Linked DNA regions of Mus musculus: all the other regions are linked to region 1. The links are chromatin loops, found by intact Hi-C in ENCODE. Cell type or tissue: heart. All regions are shown on one strand. Links, peaks and the distances in the headings refer to the core of each region. The heading gives the core; the rest is flanking DNA.

Region 1 (5,977 bases), core at 1,378-5,377:
GCGGAATGGATTCTAATAGGAGGAGGTGATTAATATAGAGAGATGTGTTGTGTTAGGTAGTAAGTGCTACAAGGAAAAGCATGACTGGGCTATGGATGCTGGGATGGAGGGAGGGAGGGAGGGAGGGAGATAGATAATTAAGGCCAGCTGTCTCAACAAACAAACCCTGCTATTTCAGTGGCTTAGCCCTGCAGAAGCTTTCTCAAAGTCGGACTGGGAGTGGAGGCTCAGAGACTTGCCCCCACCCCCCAAGCCTTCCATCTCACTTCTGAGTCTTTGAAAGAAGCAGGGGGAGTCTGATGAGGGGAATGTGCTGCACTCGGACCTCTAGGGTAGGTCGGGGTCCAAGCAAAAGAACAGCAAAGGCAAAATCAGGGGGCTGTCCCAGGAGGAGTAAAGAAACCAGCCCGCCCTCTCTCTTGTGGAAGAGGCAGCCAAGAGCCATGCACCTTAGCTTAGGCCTCCCTAGCCATGGGAGAAAGTAAGAAAATACAGGTGTTAGAACCACCTAGTGTCCCTTAAAGAATTTCAAATATGAAAACTCAGCGAAATAGAAACAGTTGATAGTGGCGACAGTGACTACATGAACTAAGTTATGAGTATGTTCTATATTCTAGAGAAGTAATTCTCAACCTATGGGTCATCCGATACACTGTATGTCAGATATCTACAATTCAAACAGGAGCAAAATTACGGTTATGAGGTAGCAATGACATAATTTTATGGTTGGGGGAGGCATCACAGCATGGGGAGCTGGGATCAAAGGTCACAGCATCAGGGAGGTTGCGAGGAAGGCCGCTGCTCTAGAGAAAAACTTCCCTATCCTTTCTCACTCATGATATTTAGAACAGATTGTACGAACTTAGGTACATAGCTATGTGCCATCATTATGAAAATTAATTATTTATTAGTAATAAATCAACAATTTTAAACAATCCTTTTATATGCTTATGATTTTACCATTTATTAAAGATAAAATTGCATACTAATAAGTGTGCCTGCTTGTTTTTAAGTAAGAATTACATCTTGGATAAATGCTTGATACTGAAGGGCACAGGATCTTCAGTGTTTTTCAGAGTTGATTGGCATTAGTTTTTATAGTCATCAGTTCTTGAGAACTATCTATTTCACATAAATATGTAGTACAAAAAGTGGCAGAAGTATATCAAAGGTCATTTCATAAATTGCTAGCAAGTTCTATCTTATTCCAAGCCAAAAATTCACCTTTTTGTTTCTTTGTTTTTCCAGACAGGATTTCTCTGTGTAGCCCTGGCTGTCCCAGAACTCATTCTGTAGACCAGGCTGGCCTTGAACTCAGGGATTCATCTGTCTCCACCTCCGAAGGACTGGGATTAAAGGCATGCGCCATTATGCCTGACTCCAAAATTCACTTAACAAGTTTTTACAAACTTAAGTAACTCAAACAACAGCTGGAAGTCAAACACTCTGAACACAGCCTAAAGATGATTTGACACATACATGTTGAGGAAGGGCGGCAAGAAACTATTCTCTCTCTCTCTTATTATTATGCTTCTATAAGAGCAGAGAACTTTATATTCACACTAAAAACATTGCTGCTCATAATACACAGTTGTCTTAAATCACAGCTGGGGACCCTTGGGCACTATTCAAGGGCATGTCTGATGGTCTGCATCCTGCAAGGTGAGCTTATTGTGTGTCTGAAACCAAGGCTGCAGTGACGTTGGGCTCGTGATATGGCTGAGCATTGGCCAGAATCACCTCAGACTCATTATGTATTTGATGCTGAATTAAATATTTGTTCGCTGCCTGTTCCGGGAAAATGTTACTGTCACGAGTCATGAGTTTCTCATTCAGCTATGTGGACTCTCTATGGGGTTGTAAGCCACAGTTTAAGCTGTGTTCTAGACAAATCTTTTATAAATGCATTGATATATTTACTTCCATAGGTGAACGATTGCAAGTTATTCATGCTAAAACACATTTTCTCCATATCCAAGACCATCTTAGGGTAGAGTATTTCCTACCATTCTGACCACAGGGCCAAGCACCGTGGCAGTTTTGGTCCCCTCCCTCCCAAAGCCTGATTCCTCAAGAACGCAAGTCTGTAACCTTTCTCTCCGAGGCTGAGCACTCACAGAGCCATGCACACTTAGAACATGCGCACTGGGGGTAGAGAGCATGCGCACTCGGGGTATCACTATTCCCCCCCACACACACACCCCCAACACGCGGAGACCCTTAGCAATCGCTTCTGCAGTTGCACAACCCTTTTGAACAGACTTTCACGTAAACTCATGGAATCATTATACCTGAGATAAGCCTGAAGTTACTGTAACTAACTCTCGAATTTAAAGTTTACTACTGACTAATCCGTTGTGTTTTATCTGGACCATCCGAGGTGAATATCTCATGGATCATACATAATTTAAGCTGTTCAGTTGGTGTTGACTTTATGTTTCCGACTATGGCAAGTTGAATCTCACTGATTGGTCTCCACGACAATCGTCACATTCGGAATTTTGAGCTGAAAGTGCTTGCTGCACTTCAGAAAGAGCTCAGGAGATTGAGTTAAGGCTGTGCAATAGGAGGCCCAGTGCGGGTGCCGAGTGTGGTGTACTTTCGTTAGTGGCTTTGAACAGGATGCTAAGTTAGCTGCCGTGCTTAGGAGAATGGAATCTTCTGGTCTGATTGCTGGATTGCCATAGAAGGGGTCAGAGGGCAGGCGGAAATTCATGACACGTGACTGTAGAACTCCAGTTAGAGGTATCCTCAAAGGATTAGGCTAGACTCAGTAAGCGGAGCGTGAGAAAATAAGCCTTGGGCAAATTACATATTGAAGGAAAAGATTTGAAACAAGGCAACCACGGGATATTGACATACGTCTATTAAACTCTCAGGAAGTGATTTTTGATCTACTTAACATAAATTTATTGAAAAGGAGAGGTTTTGTCAATGACCTAGGAGGAAGTGTAAAGTTGTAAGCCTGTTGCGTACCACACCTATGACAGCTCTAGTTATAACTAGTTCTAGGACCCTTCTTTCTCTCTTAGAAAAGAGGCCAGAGATCGCGTTTCCCCTCATAACAGCCGCAGCCAACAAGTGGACAGTGCTTACCGAGTATATTAGCATTTCACTTCAGTCACCTGTAAGATAAGAAAGCCATTATCACACAATCCACAAACTCTCAGAGATAAGGACAGCGCAAGTGACAGGCTCAAGGTCATACAGCCAGTCAGAGCCAGAACCGAGCCTGGCTCCTGCGCCCTGGGCCCTGAAGCCTGAGCTTTCATTCGCTGCACGTGTGCTAGCACCCAACTCTGCACGTTCACTGGAGACTTCTCAGCTCTCTTTCCCTGCACCACCCTTGCCTCTGGTCAAACAAGGATCTTCCCGAATTCCAGCTTTGTTCCAGGCTCCACTCCTTGTGTACAAGATCAGAGAGTACAGGAAGGAAGGGAACCGCACCTTTAGTGACAAGATGAGGATCTTGTGAGTTACTACACATTAACCCTGGCAAAGACGTACTTATCAGTGCAACAGCTAATCTTCTTTGTGAACGCCTTTATTACAAGCTTGGGTTAAGGTCATTTTAAGAGCATTTACTCTGAGAAGTAACAGCTGGCTATCGTAGATATAAATAATCTATTTAAAAACAACAACAACAAAAACCCCAAAAACAACAAAAAACAAAAAAAGAACAACAACAAAAAAAACCCTACCCCACATTTTCTAACGTACAAATCTAAACAATTTCAGATAATTCACTTCTGAAAGCCTCCCACCCACCACGTGGTCACTCAAGCGCGCGCCTTTTCCGTAGCCGCCACAAGGTGGCAGCGGCGGCCGCAGAGTCGGCGCAGGCACGGCTGCTCGGCCGTCGCTTGCTCTCGTCTGGCACGCGGCTCTCGGCAATGGATTAGCTCTGCTGGGGACGTGGGCGCTCCGGGCCCCGCCCCCGGCCGGCGGCGGCCCCGAGTTGCAGTCGCTGCTGCGAGCCGAGCCGAGCTGCACGGAGGGCGAGAGCGGAGCGGGGAGCGGACCGGTGCGCTGCCCTCCAGGCTTCCCTTCGGCGTTCGGGGGGGGGATCCTGACTGCAGGGGCCCTCGGACCGGCCCGAGCTCGGGGCGCCGGGCTCGGGACCATGGCGCTGCGCGCCCGGGCGCTCTACGACTTTAAGTCCGAGAACCCCGGTGAGATCTCCCTGCGGGAGCACGAGGTGCTGAGCCTGTGCAGCGAGCAGGACATCGAGGGCTGGCTCGAAGGGATCAACAGCCGCGGCGACCGCGGCCTCTTCCCGGCCTCCTACGTGCAGGTGATCCGTGCGCCGGAGCCTGGCCCTCCGGCCGACGGCGGCCCGGGAGCTCCGGCCCGCTACGCCAACGTGCCGCCCGGCGGCTTCGAGCCTCTGCCCGCCGCGCCACCCGCCGCCTTCCCGCCGCTGCTGCAGCCGCAGGCGTCACCCGGTTCCTTCCAGCCGCCGGGCGCCGGCTTTCCCTACGGCGGGGGCGCCCTGCAGCCGTCGCCCCAGCAGCTCTACGGTGGATACCAGGCCAGCCTGGGCAGCGACGATGACTGGGACGACGAGTGGGACGACAGCTCCACGGTGGCCGATGAGCCAGGCGCGCTGGGCAGCGGCGCGTACCCGGACCTCGACGGCTCGTCGTCGGCGGGCGGCGGTGCGGCCGGCCGCTACCGCCTGTCCACCCGCTCGGACCTGTCTCTGGGCTCCCGCGGCGTCTCGGCGCCCCCGGCGCACCAAGCGTCTGGAGCCAAGAGCTCGGCCACGGTGAGCCGCAACCTCAATCGCTTCTCCACCTTCGTCAAGTCGGGCGGGGAGGCCTTCGTGCTGGGAGAGGCGTCAGGCTTCGTGAAGGATGGGGACAAGCTGTGCGTGGTGCTGGGTCCCTACGGCCCCGAGTGGCAGGAGAACCCCTACCCCTTCCAGTGCACCATCGACGACCCCACCAAGCAGACCAAGTTCAAGGGCATGAAGAGCTACATCTCTTACAAGCTGGTGCCCACGCATACCCAGGTGCCCGTGCACAGGCGCTATAAGCACTTCGATTGGCTGTATGCGCGCCTGGCGGAGAAATTCCCAGTCATCTCGGTGCCCCATCTGCCTGAGAAGCAGGCCACCGGGCGCTTCGAAGAGGACTTCATCTCCAAACGCAGGAAGGGTCTGATCTGGTGGATGAACCACATGGCCAGCCACCCGGTGCTGGCGCAGTGCGACGTCTTCCAGCATTTCCTGACCTGCCCCAGCAGCACTGATGAGAAGGCCTGGAAACAGGGTAAGCGGAAGGCTGAGAAGGATGAGATGGTGGGCGCCAACTTCTTCCTCACTCTGAGCACCCCACCTGCCGCCGCCCTGGACCTGCAGGAGGTGGAGAGCAAGATAGATGGCTTCAAATGCTTCACCAAGAAGATGGACGACAGTGCGTTGCAGCTCAACCACACCGCCAACGAGTTTGCGCGCAAGCAGGTGACTGGCTTCAAGAAGGAGTATCAGAAGGTGGGCCAGTCCTTCCGGGGTCTCAGCCAAGCCTTTGAGCTGGATCAGCAGGCCTTCTCCGTGGGTCTGAATCAGGCCATTGCCTTCACTGGAGACGCCTACGACGCCATCGGCGAACTCTTCGCTGAGCAGCCCAGGCAGGACCTGGACCCAGTCATGGACCTGTTAGCACTGTATCAGGGGCACCTGGCCAACTTCCCAGACATCATCCATGTTCAGAAAGGTAAAGCTTGGCCTGTAGGGCCGGTGGCACGGGGTGTTTTTTTAAGGTAGAAAGTGGTGACTTGGATAGGCATACCACTGCCGGGTTTCAGGCTCCTGGTGGTTCTCCGTGTCTGGGGATCTTAGGGTTGTGGACTGTTGGGATTTTCCTTTCCGAGTGTTCAGTGGATTGTTAGAATGCTCCTTCTAGTCAGGGACTGCCTGCCACTCTTTAGAGGGCTAGATTTTCAGACCGTGTTGTCACTTCAGAATTTGAATAGG
Region 2 (5,977 bases), core at 1,294-5,293, 180 kb after region 1:
TATGGATTTTGAGTACAATATGCATTTTTACATATTATATGCAAAGGAGTCCATAAGCTTCACAAGACAGGTTAGGAAATTTAGATTTGCAGATTATGGTCTCTTTCTGATGATGTACAAGGGGCCAAAACACTTTTCAAAAGCATGAAGAATTCTATATAGACTGAGATGTCAGGATCTCCCACTGCCCTCAGAGGCACCTTCTGCACGAGCTGGGGTGGGTTGGGAAGTCCTTTGGGAATAGTGGTTTCAAGAGAGGAGAAGCTAGCTCTGCAGCCAGCCTAGGCTCCACTTGCAACTAGCGTGGCCCTCCCCTTCCCATCTCAGACTGCCCCGTTAGTTGCCTTCTAAGTTTGAATTGGCTGATGGTAGAGAAATGAAGACAATGGGCTGATAGACCGTGAGAGTCAGAGCAGTGCACTAGGGTGAAGGGCAGGAGGAGGCTCCCTTCCTTCCTAGTGCAGCCTAGAGGAAGAACCTCTGTGTAAGATGCTAGTTTGGCATTTCCTCAGTGCAGGCCATTCCTCGACCCTCCATCCTTAGGAATCCCGGTCCTGGCTGCCTACAGGCTCTGGAACGTTGTCCGAACTCCTTATGGGCCCCTCGGACTTCCTTTTCCCTGAGAGTTTATGCTCTTGAGGTCACAGGAGGTCACAGGAGACGGACAGGAAAGAAAGCTAGAAAATGTTGGTCATCGTCCAGGCTCAGTCCCTTTCTCCAAATGTGAACCTCAAGACCGAGAAGGGTAAAGTGTCTTTCTGGGGTCCAAAGTCTTCCTTTGTCAAGATCCAGGCAAAAAGCTTGATGTACAGCCAGACTGGCCATGACAGACTGGCTGTCTGTATGGCTTGTGTGCTTAAGGCAGGATAGAGGGCTCACCACACACCAATGTTGAAGGACAGAGTAGCACACCCAGTCACCGTGGCTGATTTCTTTCCGTCTTATCAAATCTTTCTATACTTTCACTCCAGGAAGTGGAAGAAGAAATGGCCTTGGTGAGCCCCGGCATCTTGACGTTCTCTTTGTGGAAACAAAGAGTATCTTGCCTCCTTGGTTTTCTTTTCTTCACTCCAAGAGTTAAAAATGAATTGTATCATGGCAAGCTCCTAGGTCAAAGCAGAGACTTTTGTTTTGACTTTGATAATTCTAGAGCTATTAGCTCCCTTGGTTTTGTTGCTGTTTTTTGCTTGCTTGCTTGCTTCAGTCCAGGGGAGTGAATCCAGGTTTCTTCTTACTAGACAAGCACTTTATCAAGGAGTTAAATCCCTAGGTCCTAATAAAGCTTTCATATGATTCTCTACGCCCTGCCTCCCATTATGACTTCATCTATCCTGGAGTAATGGGGAAGGTTGAAAAGTGGAAAGTGGATTTGTTATCAGGATGACTTTGGAGGCTGGAAGGAGGGAGCCCTTGCTGGTGCTAGAGCTGAGCTTTTAGGCACCCAAGGAGACCCAGGGTATGTGCCTTCCCTCTGTATGTTCATGGGCTACAGTACTACTATCTGCATAGTACACTAAGTAAATGGTCATTTACTTGCTAAATGACAGAGGAGCGAAAGCGCCCTTCAAAGTGACCCTTGGTAGAGACTATAGTCAGCTCTGTCTTCTCACTGAGAGTTGAGATCCCAACTGATCCATGACAGTCTAATGCCTAAGATGCTTTTCTGAACCCGGATAAAGGGATTCAAGAAGGCTAGGTAGACGCTGCATTATACACGTGTGCCTTATTCGGATCACAAGAAGTAGGTATCTGGTGGACATACATAGAGAACAGACAGTCAGCTTGACAGGTATGGCTTCAAGATCCCAAAGCTGGAGGAATATACCTTTCCAAACTCCATTGTCAACAATACTGCTAAGAATCAGTCTTCCACAGATATGTAGCAGTTTTTAAAGGGTGCCATTGGCTATGATTTTTCTTTCTTTCCTTTCTTCTTATTTATTTTATGTATGTGAACTCTCTGTCTTTTGCGAGCACCAAAAGAGGACACCAGATCTCATTACAGATGGTTGTGAGCCACCAGATGGTTGCTGGGGAATGAACTCAGGAACTCTGGAAGAGCAGCCAGTGCTCTCAACCACTGAGCCATCTTTCCAACCCCTGGGCTTAGATTTTTTCCAATCAAATATACTTCAAGAAAGCAAGCAAGCAAGCAAGCAAACACGCAAACAAGCAAACATAAAATGCCCATTAGCAAGATGGATTGGTGGATAAGGGGGCTTGCTGCTAATACTGCTAACCTGAGCTCCATTCCTGGGACCCACATAGTACAGTGAAAGAACCAACTGCTACAAGTTGTCATCTGACCTCCACTGTGCTCTACCATAAATAATTTAAGACACAGACACACTGTGTGAACGCATTTTGATATGCTTATATATTTTCATATATTATATGTATTTTGAATTTTGAAAAGTTCTTATGAAAATCAGACAGGGGAAGCTTCATTCTATTTCAGCGAGTTTCCTTTCCCTTATCTCCCCCACGCATGCTAAGTTGGTGAGCTCATAAATTGGATACAGCACATATTTTGAAGTTCTATAAAATCCTTGGAAGTTTATACTGGATGGAACTATGCAGTATTTTTAATCCCTATGACATGTTTGAAAGGGAGGGAAAGACAGGAGACATATGCCACTAAGTAGTTTAAGATAATGTGGTCTTAACAGTTTGGATAAAAAGTATCGACAGTCTGCTGTATATTATACAAAGCGCTAAACAGCATCTTGGAGAGTCAGAAATGAACATGATAGCATAGGGGAGAGTTCATGCCTTTGAATACTTAGAACCTATTATACACATAGTAGCCCCAGTCCACACACAAGTTATACTGTACGCAGAAAATACTGATACAACAAGGGACTTCAAAGTATGTCACCTTGTCATGAGAGAGCCATTGTGGTGGAAGGAGAGTCAGGTGAGACTTGGAAGAGTGGAAATGTAGGAGGAGCCTCGTGAGAATATGAATGGCTGTGGCCAGGAGACCTGTAGCTACCCCAAATTCCCTCCTCCCCCATCTCCCTCTCTCTTTCTCCCAAGCAGTGGTAGAGTCCCTACCAAAGAGTAAAGAAAGAGTTAATATTGTGGAAGACCAGTTTCCAGAGACCTAAAAAGGCAGGCGAGGGGGCAGGGCGCCTGACCTAATTCTTTTCCACTTTAAAATCTCTGTCTTTACCTCCCTAAGTGGCTTTCCACGTCCCTGCCTCCTTAATGATAATGACAAGTGTCAAGATGAAATAAGGCTGGAGAATACTCTGAATGCGTTTTGTGTTTTCACCAGGAACCTACATACGCCCACAAATCAAACAGCTCAGAGCAAGGGACGTGTGGAAGGCATTGCCCATCCCTCCTTCTCTTAACCTCCCAAATGACTGCTATCCTGGAGTTTGCACTTTTTCTTGGCAATTTTTCTTTTAAAAATTCCTTCCTGTTCTCTTCCTAGCCCTTATTTTTATCATTTTTAGTGCTATTACCCCTCCCCATTAGCTTACTTGAGCTGCTTATTATTTCCTGACCATCTCTGACAGATTTCTAATGTATGACCTCACTGGTACTTTTTCAGTTTCCTCCTTAACGCATAAGTGTTATATATGCATTATGTGTTAACATTCACTACATGCGTGTTAGATGTATAAAATCTACATGGGTCTGCTTCACAGGAAACATCACTCAAGGTCCCATTGCTCACATCCTGCACTAAAACTTGGCCCCCAAAGGTGGTTCATCAATTGTCCTCTGACAGCAGATTCTATTTAAAGCAGCTGGGGCTGCATCCTGAGGACAGAATCTCTTGGCCCCTTCTGCTTGCTTGTCAGTGAGATAATGTACATGGCCAGGCTTTCAGAGCTGGAAGCATGTGCCATGAGGGCAGCCCTTGACACCGTGAGAGATGTGTGCACAGGCATTTACTAAACAGGTACAGCAGATAAAAATGTGAGCAAGATAGTGGGGCTCAGGATGCAAGGAGAGAGGAAGAGAAGGAGAGAGGGAGAGAAGGAGAAAAGGGGAGAGGGGAAGGGAGAGGTGGGAAGAGAGGGAGAGAGAGATGGGAGAAAGAAGAGAGAAGAAAGAGAGAGGAAAAGAGGAGATGAAAGAGGGGAAGAGAAGAGAGGAAGGAAGGCAGGTGTGAGGAGAGTCATACCATGCTTAGCCTAATATCTTAGAGTCTAGAACAGAATTTGTCAAATACTTATTTGACAAGATATAAAATTATTGTGGACTCAAAGGCCCATTACATCGAACAGTTGGGGATGGGCATTCCACTGGTGTAACTGAGACCTGGACAATGAATAGGTACTAACATTGTCAATGCAAGTGGTGGAGAAGGAGCCTGGAAAAAATTCACCTGAGATGGCTTCCCCACTAAACTCTGATGGCCTTAAAGGCAATGACTGCACCACACTGCATTCTTCATTCAGTCTACACTCTCCGGTATGTGCTCAGACACAGGGAACTATCTCAAACCCATGTTGAGTGGATGGTGTTCCTTGGAAAGACTGTATGATGGACCTTCATTGGCTCATAGAATAATCCAGATGTGCAGAGATGAAAGTCTCTTGGACCTGGCTCTTTGCATGACACTTCCCTCACCCAGCAGCTGGGATGCATGGAAGAAGAGTCCCCAAGAGTACCACACCCCTAAACTGTTGTTACTGCTGGAATCTGTGGGTGATCTCTGGGGTGGATTATTGTTCTTAATGCTCATTTTCTGTTCTTCAAGATGGAGTCTAGAGTAATAGGGTCTCAACTGCACCTGGTACCCTCAAGATCCCATGTGGCCTTGACCTTAGAGCATGGGTCCTGGGCTGCCTGCTGATAAACTCGTTCTCGGTTCAATAAGGACCCTATGGTTTTGTCTGTTGGCTTTGCAGGGCCTGCCATGTCCACCCAGTGTGTTCCCCTCTATCATTGACCCATGTAGCTATCTTACTCTAAGTCTCGGGACACCTAGACAGCTGGTCCTCCTTAGGATTCCCATCAACCAGGAATCAGGAGACCCAGCACTGCCTCCCACATCCTCTATTGGGTTCCACCACCTTCTGAACTAAGATGACCTGTCCTTTTGTTAACCCCAGGGCCCATTGTATAGAGGCCCACAGGACTTCTAGCAGGAAGTGAAATTAAAGCCCACGTAAGGAATTAAGGGCACACACATATGACAGCTTCCCTGGCTTAGCCCTGTCTCCCCTTGTCTGTCAATCAATTAAAAGGGTTTTATTTTTCCTCCCACCTCACCAGAGCCTCTTTCTGTCCAGGGAACATGCCTCCCTCATGGCAGGAGTTTGTCTTTGCACTAAGCTGGATCCCTGGGCATAGAGCAGTAGCTCCAAATAGGGTTCTTGGTCTGATTTGACAATTTTTTTTCTTTCACATAAATGAATTTCAAATGTTTTTCAATAACTCTTATCCTTAAAAGTCAGATGCCAACAAACCTGAGATGTTGAAATGTAAAGAGATCGGTTTCTTAAAAGTTACATACATGTTTCCCAAATGGGTTGTTCCTTCCCATCAAACAACTTCATCAGCTTATTCAACAGTTAGAGACTAGCATATACAAAGAAAACTTCTACCTGAATTATACCTCATTCCAACTGCTTTAAGAACTAACTGTCCTGGACCACTGGCTTATAAAAGTAGACAAGTAGAGAGTCCTCTACCATAAGGTACTTGCCAGTTGCAGTCTTGACTGAAGGCTCTGTTGTCTGGTACTACTGGGGATACAATTTTCTTTAAAAGGGAAACCAACTGGCTCTCTCCTCTTCCCAAGGATGATACAGGATGCTCTAAAATGAATGCAGAACACAACAGACCAGACTTGGTATCAGCAGTCTCCCAAATCATCTGGGAGCTCACTAAATCAAAGACCGCCTAAAAAAATCATGTTTACGGCCCACTTTACAGTTCCCCTTTTGAATAAGAAATTACGTTCAGAATGAACACTCAACTAATCAGTTGCTATGTTGTGAGTGTAACCAAC
Region 3 (5,977 bases), core at 704-4,703, 97 kb after region 1:
TGATACAGGACTCTTTGAAATGTACCAATTTCAGAACATCTCTTTCCTAGCAGTAAAATGAGAGTTGACCCAAAGATTACCCCATAGTGTGCAGAGAATAAAAGACTGGGGAGTACTCAGTTCTAAGTGGGACATTCATATCACACACACACACACACACACACACACACACACACACACACACACCACACACACACACACACACACACACACACACACACACACCACACACACACACACACACACACACACCAAGGACCAAGGCTCAAGGATCTTTATGGAAGAGGGAGTGAGAAGATGGTAGGAGCCAGAAGTGACTTATAACATCAAGGAAACCGTGTTTTCCAGACACAGTGGTGCATATGGCTGTTGTAATTCTTAATTATTGTTGATCTGTTAATACTAACGGTATAGTACCATCCCAGTTACAAAAAGGACTTTTTACATCTGTTATCTCAGGAATTTTTAGTCCTGGAATGTGAAGTAGAGTCAAAACTGGGCAATACAGAGAGGGTTCCTTGATTTGGACGAGACAGAGCCTGCAGGATTGAGTGGCTACCTTTGGGTCTAAGGTCAGTGGTGAGTTACTGTTCCTTTTTGACTGTGACAGGCCCCCCCCCCAACCAAAATGTGACACAAGTAGCACTCAGTACCTGTGGCTCCTCCCACACTTCTCGCCCCACCCCTACCCTAAACCTCTACTTCACTCAAAGTCATGTCCTGCCTCCAGATAGTTTATATCCAAGGATTGTTCCAAGTGCAAAGTGTGGGGGTGGAAAACTTAAATCCTTACCTGTTTGAGAGCTGACATATGGGATGCATTGCGGTCTCTGTTGCTATGGCTCAGCCCCTAGATTAACCCTGATTCTCCCACCTCCTTACAGATATTCCCTAGTGAGCCTCCCGAATGTCATGTTTGGCTTTTGGGATTGTCTCCCAGGCTCCATCTGGTCAATGGCAGACACAGCTGACTCAACAGTTTATGAACACTGCACATAACACTTCGCTGTCCACTAGAAGATATTCTTAACAACGGTTGAACACTGGCTGCCACATTCTCATCTGACTCTGGGCCTTACGACGATGTTTCTAGTCCTAGTGACAGTTCTCAGGGTGAAACTCACCTGGAATGTCACAGGTAGGAAAGAGTTGCTGTCCCTTGCATCCCATAGGAATGAGTCCTCTGGTTCAGCAGCCATCTATCGGTCACAGGAAAGCACGAAGCTTTCTATCCACCCCTGACTGACTGAGCCAAATGCCAGCTCTGCAGTTAGGGACTTAGCTGCTTGACTCAGTCCTCTTGCCGTCTCGACTTCTGGCCTAAGGAACACCCAGCCACTGCCCCACTTAGCTTCTCAAGTTTTCCAGGATGGCTCATTCAGGATCATCCAGTCCTCCCACCACCTTTTCCCCAGCAGTGACACTCAGAGGCCACCCTGAACCGGATAAGGGCTTTCACTTGTTAACATTCAAACTGAAACAATGCTCGCCTGCAAGATAATTAGGCACGTGACAGTTTGGTGAGGTCTTCTTAGGACAGCCATTTTAACAATAGAACATTTTGTTGTGAAAAGTTAAGTTTGGCAATAAAACTTTCAGTGTGTGTGTGTGTGTGTGTGTGTGTGTGTGTGTGTGTGGGAGTAGGGGTTGGGTGGGGGTGAGGAACTCTTGATTAAACCACAAAACTGAACATTCATCATATTTTTCTCTAAGCATTTTGACAAAGCAACGAGGACACATGCACACAGTGTACACCAAACCACACTCAATCAATGCCTCCCCCATTTCTCCTTCTGATTTTGTTCTCAACCACAATTCTTTTTCAGTATAGTATTCTTTTATTACATGTTGAGCGTTTCAATGTTGCATACAATGTATTTTGATTCTTACCTTTGTTCCTCCACACAACTCCTCCCAGATCCAGTCCGCAAGCCCCCTCCAAACTTTATGTCCCCTTCCTCAAAAACTCACTGAGTTCAATTTTTGTTGCCTATCTACTCATAGGTTCACCCACCTGCCTTTCTGAATCAGTTACACTCAAGAATCCACCCTGACTTGTAGGCTTCTATCATGTGTTAAAAAGCTTTTGGTCACATGAAGAAATACTTGATAAAGTCAAGCTATGAGGAGGAAAGACTTATCTTGGTTCATGGTTTCAGAGGTTTCCATTCATCATCTTTTGGCTTCATGGCTTTTAGTTCTGTGCTGAGGCAGCATAGCATAAGGAGCACGTGGTAGAAGAAATGATTCGCCTTGTGGTAATGGGAAACAAAGAGAAAAGAGGTGGCTAGGGTCTTAATATCTCTTGCAAGGGCAGGTTTACAGCGATTTAACTCTCTCTTAACAAGAAACACTTCCTACAGGTTCTCCTACCTCATGGCAGTACTTAGGGATGGGGAACAAGCCTTCAAGATGTAGCCTTTGGAGAAGATTTAAGATCCAGACAATGATGCACCCAAAATTGCATTAATAATAATAAAAAAAAACCCTGCTACTTACTTATTCCTAAGGGGAATGAATTTAAACAGACGATGGAGTCTACTTTCAGTTGGTAGAAATAATTGCTAACATGTATAATAAACACCCTACACCTATTTTTTTTAAAAAGATTTATTTATTTATTATACATAAGTACACTGTAGCTGTCTTCAGACACACCAGAAGAGGGCGTCAGATCTCGTTAGGGATGGTTGTGAGCCACCATGTGGTTGCTGGGATTTGAACTCAGGACCTTCGGAAGAGCAGTAGGGTGCTCTTACCTGCTGAGCCATCTCACCAGCCCCCACCCTACACCTATTAACTCAACTGTCCCGGGGAACAGAGGGGTAAGTGAATGAGACTTTATTCCATAAACACACGGGCTCCAAACCAATCTGCCCCTGTTCTTTTTTAGCCACTGCACCATCTGTCCCCTTGTGTCCTGGCTGAATAGACTGTGGGTAGATTACATATTATCTTAAGCCTACAATTGAAGGTAGACTAATGAAAAAAAAATAGCCAAATCTACATCCCGACCAAAGGTTCTCACCAACACATTCACCTGGAATCCAGTGTGCAACGGTGGATATGTAGCATTCAGAAATAAGCAGTTGTTCTACTGGGAAGAGAATAGGAGCAGACCATCTAAGAGAAAGAACCATCACGGACGTGCTTGCCCATCTGAGAACTGAGATGAGAATTCTGAAAATTTTGAACCTGAAAAAGGAACATAAAACAGAGCCATTGGCACCTTTCAAAGTTCAGTTTCTCATGTTTTTTTTTAAATCATTAATCACAAATGAGATATCATCTTTAAAGTTCTTCTATAATTGAATAGTTGTTCATGTCAGAATTCATTTTCACCAAATGTCCCTTGAAGTTGCAAGAGTGAGTTTTCAGATATTTTATTAGTGCTAAATTTCTTAAAGGGAACATTCTAATAATATAGACATCTCCAGATAACATCAACATTGGAGGCCAGAGGACGGGTCAGGTAGACTAGCTTCAGTGACAGATGGTAAGACAGGGAAAGATGGAAAATGTAATAAAAACATCATGTGATCTCTAACAGACTTCAATACAAATAATAGTTAAAGAGTAAATTTGTTAACTTTAATGATCTAAACATGGCCTGTGATTTTTGCCTTTTCTAAAGGGTCATAAGCTAGTCAAACTTAGATCCTAGCAAAAGATGGAGACCTCTGTGTCCAAGACAGTGATGTTGTCCCCCATTCCAGCAATCACAGCATAGCATGTGGCCCAAGCTTCATATTTCCATCTATCTCCATTGTCCCCCAAGTCTCACGGATGCTGTAACATGCCCAGTAGATGCTGTGCATGGAGATGTGTTTGCCACACAGCTGAGAGATACCAAGTTTCAAAAACTCAAATGTTTTTAATAAGCTGCCAACAGACTTGCTACCTTTGTCCTATTATTGTTGTTGCTGCTGTAACTATTATTAACAGTGTTTGGCTGTAAATTTCCTTTTATGATGTCTAAGGTCATTCTAGGAGAAGAATGAGATTTGACGTGATTGTAGGTATTCAGGTGTTTGTTGAGAGAGAAATGAAAAAAAAAAAAAAACCAAGAAGGGCAAGGTATAGCATGATGGCATGCTATAGTTTAGCAACAGCGTCCTGTAACCCTCAGTTATTTAAAATAAGACTACTGGAGAGTTAGCTAGAAACACCATATGGGGAAAGTTGAGTTAACATTTTTTTCTCCTACCAAGTCATAAGAAAGATTATAAGTAGTAGACGTATAAATATTTGTTCCCTTTCTTTGCTGTTGAATCCAGACATCTGGAAGAGAGCTTAGCAGATAACACAAGCTTAATAACTAACTTCTGAATGAATGAAGCACCTGCAACTCATTTGTGAAGCTAAGGTCTGTAGGGTTGTCTTAGTTAGGGTTTTACTGCTGTGAACAAACACCATGTTCAAGGCAACTCTTATAAGAACAACTTTTAATTGAGGCTGCCTTACAGGTTCAGAGGTTCAGTAAATTATCATCACGACAGGGGCATGGCAGGCATGGTGCAGGAGGAGCTGAGAGTTCTAAATCTTCCTCTGCAGGCCACTAGGAAAAGACTGACTCTCTCATGATTAGGAGGAGGGTCTCATTGCCCATTCACACTGTGACACATTTCCTCCAACAAGGCCACACCTCCTAATAGTAGTGCTACTCCCTTGGCCAAGCTTATTCAAGCCACTTCAGGGGTTAAAGGAAGCCAGCTATCCCCTGCCTTTAGATTTCTAAACTCAGCAGGGTCTTTGTAGGTACCTCAGGCTGGCCTTGACCTCTCCATCCTCCTGCCTGTTCCTCCTGAGTGCTGGGATTATGTTTTGCATCTCATCAATGTATACTCTTGCTAGGCCAACATTTTTTTGGTGGTGGTGGGGGGGTGAGTCAAACACAAAGGCCAAGTTCTAGATTCAACTTAATACTCAAACCCCAATCTACTTTGCAGAAGTATTTTTGCTGTTAGTATAGAGCAGGGAGTCCCAGTGAGTTTAAAGACAGGGTTTGTTTGTTTTTTTCAATATTCAAAGTATATTTTCACAAAACAGGGAATGGGGGTATAGCTCAGCCTGCATGCAAAAGACTCTTGATTCAATTCCAACAATACTCCTGCCAGAGAACGAGAGAGAGAAAGAGGGAGAGAGAGAGAGAGAGAGAGAGAATATGGTTATTACATTTTTAGTATTCAGTGATTACTTTTTGTCATATTAGCTCAAGTAAAAATTTAATCATGTTTTAATATCAATCTACATTAAATAGACTAGAACTCTACCTGTAAGTGTTGAAAAACAGTAATAAATATATATATTAAAAGCACTTCATCTATTTTCATACTTAACAATGCATATTTGTGGTTATGAATTCGTGATGTGGAAAATCTGGTAGTTAGATTCATGCTGGTAGATCATATTGCCTTGCTTCTAAAAGCTACTTTAAGGGGGGTTGGGGAGATGGCTTGGTGATTACTATGGCTGTTCTAGAAGACCCAGGTTTGGTTCCGAGCACCCACATGACAAAACATACCCTTCTGTGGCTCCAGTTCCAGGGGGTCTCATCCCCTCCTCTGTCCTGCATAGGCACTAGGTATACATGTGGTACAGAGACATACATGCAAACAGCACACACACACACACACACACACACACACACACGTACACACACACACACACAATTTAAGAACAAGCTACATCAGGTTAATTTATACAAATTATTTTCAAGGAATGAAGTCCTAGTAATGAAGATTGACTATATTGAAGGGCTAAGTGTACCATACGCAAGCTGCCTTGTGACTTTAGATGGAAATCTTGGAGGAATAAATTCCTTGAGATGAAAAATAAGGACATTAATGACTGCCTTGCTCTGGGCTAATGTTTCAGACTGGCACATCCTCCACCTTCTACCTCTAAACTCAAGATCTATGGAGGAGATGCCAGGGAGCATCTCGCCTGAGCTTTCTGTCATCTCCTGTGAGCCATA
Region 4 (5,977 bases), core at 1,146-5,145, 68 kb after region 1:
TCCATTATCACAGTGCTCTCTCCAATTTTCTTCATATTTAGCAGTTACTGGTGCACCTGTGGTGCACTTGAACGTGGCCACTTTACTACCTGCCAGCTGTGGGCCCACTGCCCTTCATGACTCTAGACACCTTCCTTTCCCAAATGATGCCTTCACCTCAGTGGGACCTTGTTGAAGGGATATAGGCACTTTCTTGGCATACAGAACGAGTAGTATGGAAACCCCTGAAGAGTAATCACCTCCTCCAGTAAGACCACACCTCCTAATCCTTCTCAAACAGTCTGCCCACTGGGGAACAAACATTCAAATACTGAGCCTCTGGGGGCCATTCTCATTCAAACCATCACAGTCTGTTTCATCTAAAGATTCTCATGCTCAGCTAATTCTTCCAGAGGCTAAGATGCAGAGTTTTGGACTGACGTCGATGACAGAGGAGATTTTAAGACAACCTAGTATTGACTGTGTCTTGTGGCTATTAATGGTCATTCTTACACAGACCTACAAGAAAAAGGAGCAAGTGGGCAAGAAAGAAATACAGTGTGTACAGTTCGAGAAGAAAAAGAACATCAGGGAATGTCATGTTGGAGCCAAGACTTTCCTCAAAGAGATGAGAATTTAAGGAATTTTCTTATTCCATAAATAAGAATTTGAGGAATTTCATTGCCTTAAATGGAATAAAGGGAGGTGTGCCCTTAGGGTAAGACCCCTCCTAGCTAAGCTTCCAACTTGTGAAAAGCAAAGCTTATTCAACAAAAGAAACGATCTAGCTTTATCAAGAAAGACACAGACACTAAGAGTTTGTGGAAACTTCCTCTGCTGTTAAGGAGGAGGCTAAGGCCAGGGGTGTGACAAGGGAGTCCCTGCATGGAGTCCTGGAAAAGCCATTGCATGAGGCTATGAAAGTGCAGCCTGGATTGCAACAGAACCCCCAAGATGTTCGAGATGCCAAAGCCTTGGGATACCTGCCAAGGAGAGCTGCAAACAGGGTGAATCGGCCTATGAAGAAGAGGAAGTGTGTGGTAGTCAGCAAAGCTGGAGGGAGTGGAAGACAGGAGGAGCCATTTAATAAGCCCTTTATCCTCAAGCATAGCGATATGGAGTTTGGAGTTGACCTGCTGGCTTTCAGTCTTCCTTTGTTCCAGTCCATTCCCTCTCTTTTGGAATGGCAATGCATATTCTCTGCTACTGTGTGCTGGGCATATGTGATCTGCTGTTCAATTCTACAGAGGATCAAGACATTACCTTGAGTCTCAGAAATGACTTTGGACTTTGGAACAGGGTTGAGACTGTGATAGACTATGGGGACTCTTCAAGTTGGACTGAATGCATTTTGCATTATGCTATGGCTACAAGCCTATGGGGGGGGGGGGTCAGAGAGTAGGACAAGGTGTTTTGAACAGGAATTTTGGGAGGATTAGGAGGTATATAACCTTACTGGAGGAGGGCCACTGGGGGTGGGCTTTGATTTGAAGTTTCAAAAGCACATGCCAGTCCCACAGTCCCAGTCTCTCTCTCTCTCTCCCTCTCTCTCTCTCTCTCTCTCTCTCTCTCTCTCTCTCTCTCTCTCTCACACACACACACACACACATCCATTAGCACCATGCCTGCTACCTGCCACCATGCTTCCCACCATGTTGGTAATGGAATCACCCTCTGAAATTGTAAACAAGCCCCCAATCAAACACTTCTTCTATAGGCTACCTTGGTCATGGTGTTTCAGTTCAGCAACAGAACAGTTACTAAGACAAACACTTAAAGCCCAGATCTCAAGAAGGCCCAACACCTTCAAGTTTAGAAATAAATCACAGTGACTACTATGTTCTTTTGAGGTCCAATAGACCTGGTCTTTTCTGGTCAGCTTCTCCTATGTGTATGCTAAGAAATTCAATGAGCTAGCAGCAACACATTCTCATGGATTCTGTCTGTTGATGCCCAAATCTGTGACTTGGGTGTGTGAGTGTCTGTGTAGGCTCTAGTTAGAAGCATGGCAACTCTAATGACTAAAACAGTTGAGAACCTTCCTCTGATTCTATTGGATCCCCCCAGTTTTAGCCTTTAAAACTAAAGAGTATACCTTTCCCCTCCTGTCTGAGCTGTCTTCACCTTGCTAGACTGTCCTCAGCAGGATAAGAGAAGACAGAGCTACCCACATGGAGGTGGACAAGTCAACTCCCTTCACTTAGTTAATGAACAACCTGCTCTGTCTTGTACACACATCTTCCCTGAATCCTGGTCCTTAGTCGTTGGCCAACTTGGACCAAGAGCCAATTTCATTGGTAAAATGACCATAGAGAGCTCAGTCAATAAAAGATGGCCAAGTTAATTTGTGAGCAGTTAACAATTCAACCTTCAATTTGCTCAGGGAAGGATTTTGGTTGCTAGAATTATAATTCACTTTATACCATCAATGCTTTGTTCTTTTAGTCAGTACAGAAGAGATTGTCCTTCACTGACCCAGGAGGTTGCAGTGCAAAGAAATCACAATAAGACTTTAAAGGGTCTGTTTGCAACTTGGATTTAAGGATTTCCTGAAACTTGAATTTTTTTTAAAACATAAAAGCTAACCATGGTTAACTTTAATCAATACTATTTAGGTTAGAATACAATTCTATGGGCCAAACTCTGTGGGTCCTTCCAACTAATCTCCAAATGTGTAAATGGTCTTACCTCTTTATCCTAATTCACCTTATAATTGGAAAGTCTACTCATGCACAAGTTACAGTTGATTAATTCCAATAGAGGAAGACAGTAAATGGGACAAGGAGTCCATAAGTCGGTCCCTCCCTGGTAGTTTTTGAATACAGATGTATCTAAACCCTTGCTCAACACCTTGGCTCCATTCTGTCATAGGGTTTCCAATATCCTGCTTTTAACTCCTGCCTAGTCACTGTAAAATCACATTTTTCTATACTATCTGTTGCTTTACATCATTTAACACCACTATTTCACGATCTATCAAGATCTATGACAGCATACAAGACACAAACAGTGTTCTCTCTTATTTTGATGATTGGGAAAGAAAAGCCTGAAATGCAGAAGAGATCCACAAGCAGACTGGCCACTCTCCTGGGCTTCTTTGAAATCAAGATTATTTTGGGGGTACAACCCAGTTGGGTACTTAAGGGTGTCTCGAAGAATTACGTCTTCTTAACTCCTGAAGATAAGTGGGTCAGTTCTTCAACTTGGCAAATTAGCTACCTTTGGGAACTAAACAGTCATAATAAAAGCTCTGGCTGAAACTTAATGACGTAGGCTGAGCTACGAGCCAACTTTATGCCAGTGAAATATTTATCCCTGTCTTGTATTTGTTGGCAGCACATGGTACTGAGATCACAGCAAATTCAATAACAAATTCTACAAGGCAGCTTGAAGCAAGCAAAAAAATATATATATATTGGCTCATGAAGCAGGCAGCAAGAGGCTGCCAGGCTAACCACTGGCATGAGGGGCTGGTACTCAGGCTGGGATGGACAGTGGGTGGGAGACAGGAAGCACCGCAGTACTTGCGTCTGTCTAGAGGGAATTGTTCTCTGTAGTGAGACAGGGCTTTACCCAGCAGAGTGTGTCCCACCCTGCCTGCTCGGGACACAAAATTGTGAAAACAAACCACAGAATGTGCATAGAAGAGCTGGGGCACACTCAGATCGTCTTAGAAGAAGAGCAGATGGGGGAAAGGATTGTGACTTAACCCAGAAGAATGGAGTTACTCACAGCCACAGGCGTCTGTTTTCCCTCTGAAGTGGATGTTATCAGCTTGGTTTTCCATTCCAGAAAACACAATAGACGTTGGGGCTGTGGGGTGTAGTTCAGTTAATAGAGTGCTTACATGGATTTGATCTGAAGCCCTGGGTTTGATTTCTAATAAGAAAATCATAAAGTAGGTGTGGTGGTACATGCCTATAGTCTCAGGGCTGGGGATGTGGAGAAATTGGGCTACTTAGCAAGTCCAGGGCCAGCACAGGATATTAGTGACTCTATCTCATAAAACAAAACAAAGCCCAAAACGACAAAAATACTGCAGCAGGCCCTCTGGTTCTCTTGAATGGTTTCTACCCTTTCACTTGTCTACTTTACTAGCAAGGATCCCAACAACAAATACAGACAGGGTTTTACTTAAGGATGTTGTGTCATGATAGCAGTCCCCAGAGGTCCAAGCCTCCCTCCCTTTCCTGCCTCTCATATCTTATCCTAGTACTAGACTGACTCTATAGTCAGATCGAATGACAACCATCAGATGGAAAGAAGTCCCTTCTCATGTCAGCGGTGCCAGTAGCACTGTTATGGGAGCCAGCCATTCCAGCATCTTGCCTTTTTCTGTCCCACCCCACTAAATTCAAATACCTGTGAAATAGAGGATAAAAATCATTCACTCTCTATAAGGTGCCTCTTATGATGGGGCTGGAGGGATGCTTAGTGTTCACTTAGGAGACCTGACTTAAGTTTTCAGCATTCACATTGGGCAGCTCACCACTGCTTAGAACTCCCGCCCTACAGGACCCAGTTCCTCTGGTCTGCAGGCACCTGTATTTGTGTGCACATACCCACACATAGACATGCACATATGCCCATAATTGAAAATAAGACAAATCTTTTAAATGTAATTTCACTACCCCATGGATGGCTTAGTGGTGACGTCTTCTTTGGGGGGGGGGGGCAGATTTTTTGTACCTTTACTGAAGTAGCCTGAGGGCAGGAAAAGAGCAACCCTGGCAGAGGAAAGGGACCTAGAAGAGGAAGAAAGTAGGAGGAAATTGCGAGTTCATTTGGCTCAGGGCTGGCCTGCTTAGCTAGTTTGATTGCTATAGGTATCTACTTGAGGACAGTGACCAGTAAAGAGCTCCTTTACTCAGTGCGAGCCTGTTCAACTATTAAAGGCATGGCTCAAGAACAAAGAAGTGAAGTGCCCTCTCTTCAGCCTTCCCTCTATTAATTTCTGGGCAGTGTGTACTGGGGTATTAGTGAGTGACTGGGGCCAGTGACCAGGAGGTTCCTAGCTTAGATGCAGGTGAGTAGATCCATCCATCCATCCATCCATCCATCCATCCATCCATCCATCCATCCATCCATGGTGATTTGAATAATAAATGTCCCCCATAGACTCAGATATTTGAACACTTGATCCTCAGTTGGTGGTACAATTTAGGAAGGTTTAGGAAGTGTGTTAGTTAGGTTTTTATTGCTGTGAAGAGGCATCATGCCCACGGCAACTCTTATAGAGGTAACTATTTAATTGGGGATGGCTTACAGTTTCAGAGGTTTAGTCCATTATCATTATGGTGGGAAGCATGGCAGCATCCAGGCAGACATGTTTTGGTGATGGAGCTGAAAGATCTACATCGCGATCCACAGGGAGCCAGGAGAGATTATGTTTTTCACTGGCTGGAGCTTGAGTGTCTATGAGAAGACCTCAAAGCCCTCACCAATAGTGACACACTTTTTCCAACAAAGCCACACATACTCTAACAAGGTCACACCTCTTAATGGTGCCATTCCTACAAGCCAAACATTCACACACATAAGTCTATGGGGGCCATACCTAGTCAAACCACAACAGGAGGTGTGGCCTTCCTGGCCAAAGTGTGCCAGTGGGTGTGAGCTTTGAGAGTAGCTTTGTTCCATGTCCGGTTCTCTCTCGACTTCCTGCTCCCTTTGCCGTGCCAGTCACTTGCTGCCAGGCCTCCCTGCCATGATGGCCTCTCATTTCTCTTAAACTGTAAGCCAAAATAAATGTTTTCTTTCATAAGTCAAATTTGGTCATGGTGTTGTATGGCAGCAACAGAAAGGTAACTAACGTTCACTCACCCATCCCATGTCTCTCGGGTGTGCTGCAGCAGGTGCTGTATCTGCATTGAGCAATAGCTTGAAACAGGCCATGGTGGGACTATGCATACCATGAAAATGATATCAGTGACAACCATTGCAACTCAAGACTTGATTGTGAAGAGTTGGACATTAAACAGTTACCAGCATATCGCCA

Evidence for each region. Hi-C counts contacts between places; a loop is a spot of excess contacts. Peaks named below come from ENCODE experiments on the same cell type or tissue, not always from the same donor. Only the 100,000 strongest peaks of a DNase experiment are listed, where the experiment ranks them.
Region 2: a loop joins it to region 1, with 2.7 times the contacts of the local background. A loop is called at or near these places in 7 of 42 quality-filtered maps.
Region 3: it touches region 1 in a loop (2.6-fold over the local background); 5 of 42 quality-filtered maps call a loop at or near these places.
Region 4: it touches region 1 in a loop (4-fold over the local background); 3 of 42 quality-filtered maps call a loop at or near these places.

What each region holds. Positions count from the first base shown.
Region 1 is chr13:113,616,542-113,622,518 of GRCm38, reverse strand. It overlaps Snx18 (sorting nexin 18), which reads left to right and starts at 3,955. Exons shown (of 2, transcript NM_130796.4): 1 at 3,955-5,717. The coding sequence starts at 4,124. In heart, for the core only: a CTCF peak has its summit at 3,800 (motif pointing right); DNase peaks (open chromatin) are centred at 3,938, 5,098 and 5,158; H3K4me3 peaks cover 1,648 bases; H3K27ac peaks cover 2,191 bases.
Region 2 is chr13:113,436,887-113,442,863 of GRCm38, reverse strand. No RefSeq gene overlaps it. Among named protein-coding and RNA genes, the nearest start is that of Gm41071, 16 kb to the right of the region's middle. In heart, for the core only: no CTCF peak of the experiment used is centred there; a DNase peak (open chromatin) is centred at 3,773; H3K27ac peaks cover 1,491 bases.
Region 3 is chr13:113,519,166-113,525,142 of GRCm38, reverse strand. All of the region lies in intron 2 of Gm34471 (a long non-coding RNA gene), which reads left to right. Gm34528 (a long non-coding RNA gene) reads left to right here. Exons shown (of 3, transcript XR_382932.2): 2 at 460-572; 3 at 885-1,589. Among named protein-coding and RNA genes, the nearest start is that of Gm34528, 5.1 kb to the left of the region's middle. In heart, for the core only: no CTCF peak of the experiment used is centred there; no DNase peak of the experiment used is centred there.
Region 4 is chr13:113,548,786-113,554,762 of GRCm38, reverse strand. No RefSeq gene overlaps it. Among named protein-coding and RNA genes, the nearest start is that of Gm34471, 13 kb to the right of the region's middle. In heart, for the core only: no CTCF peak of the experiment used is centred there; a DNase peak (open chromatin) is centred at 3,482.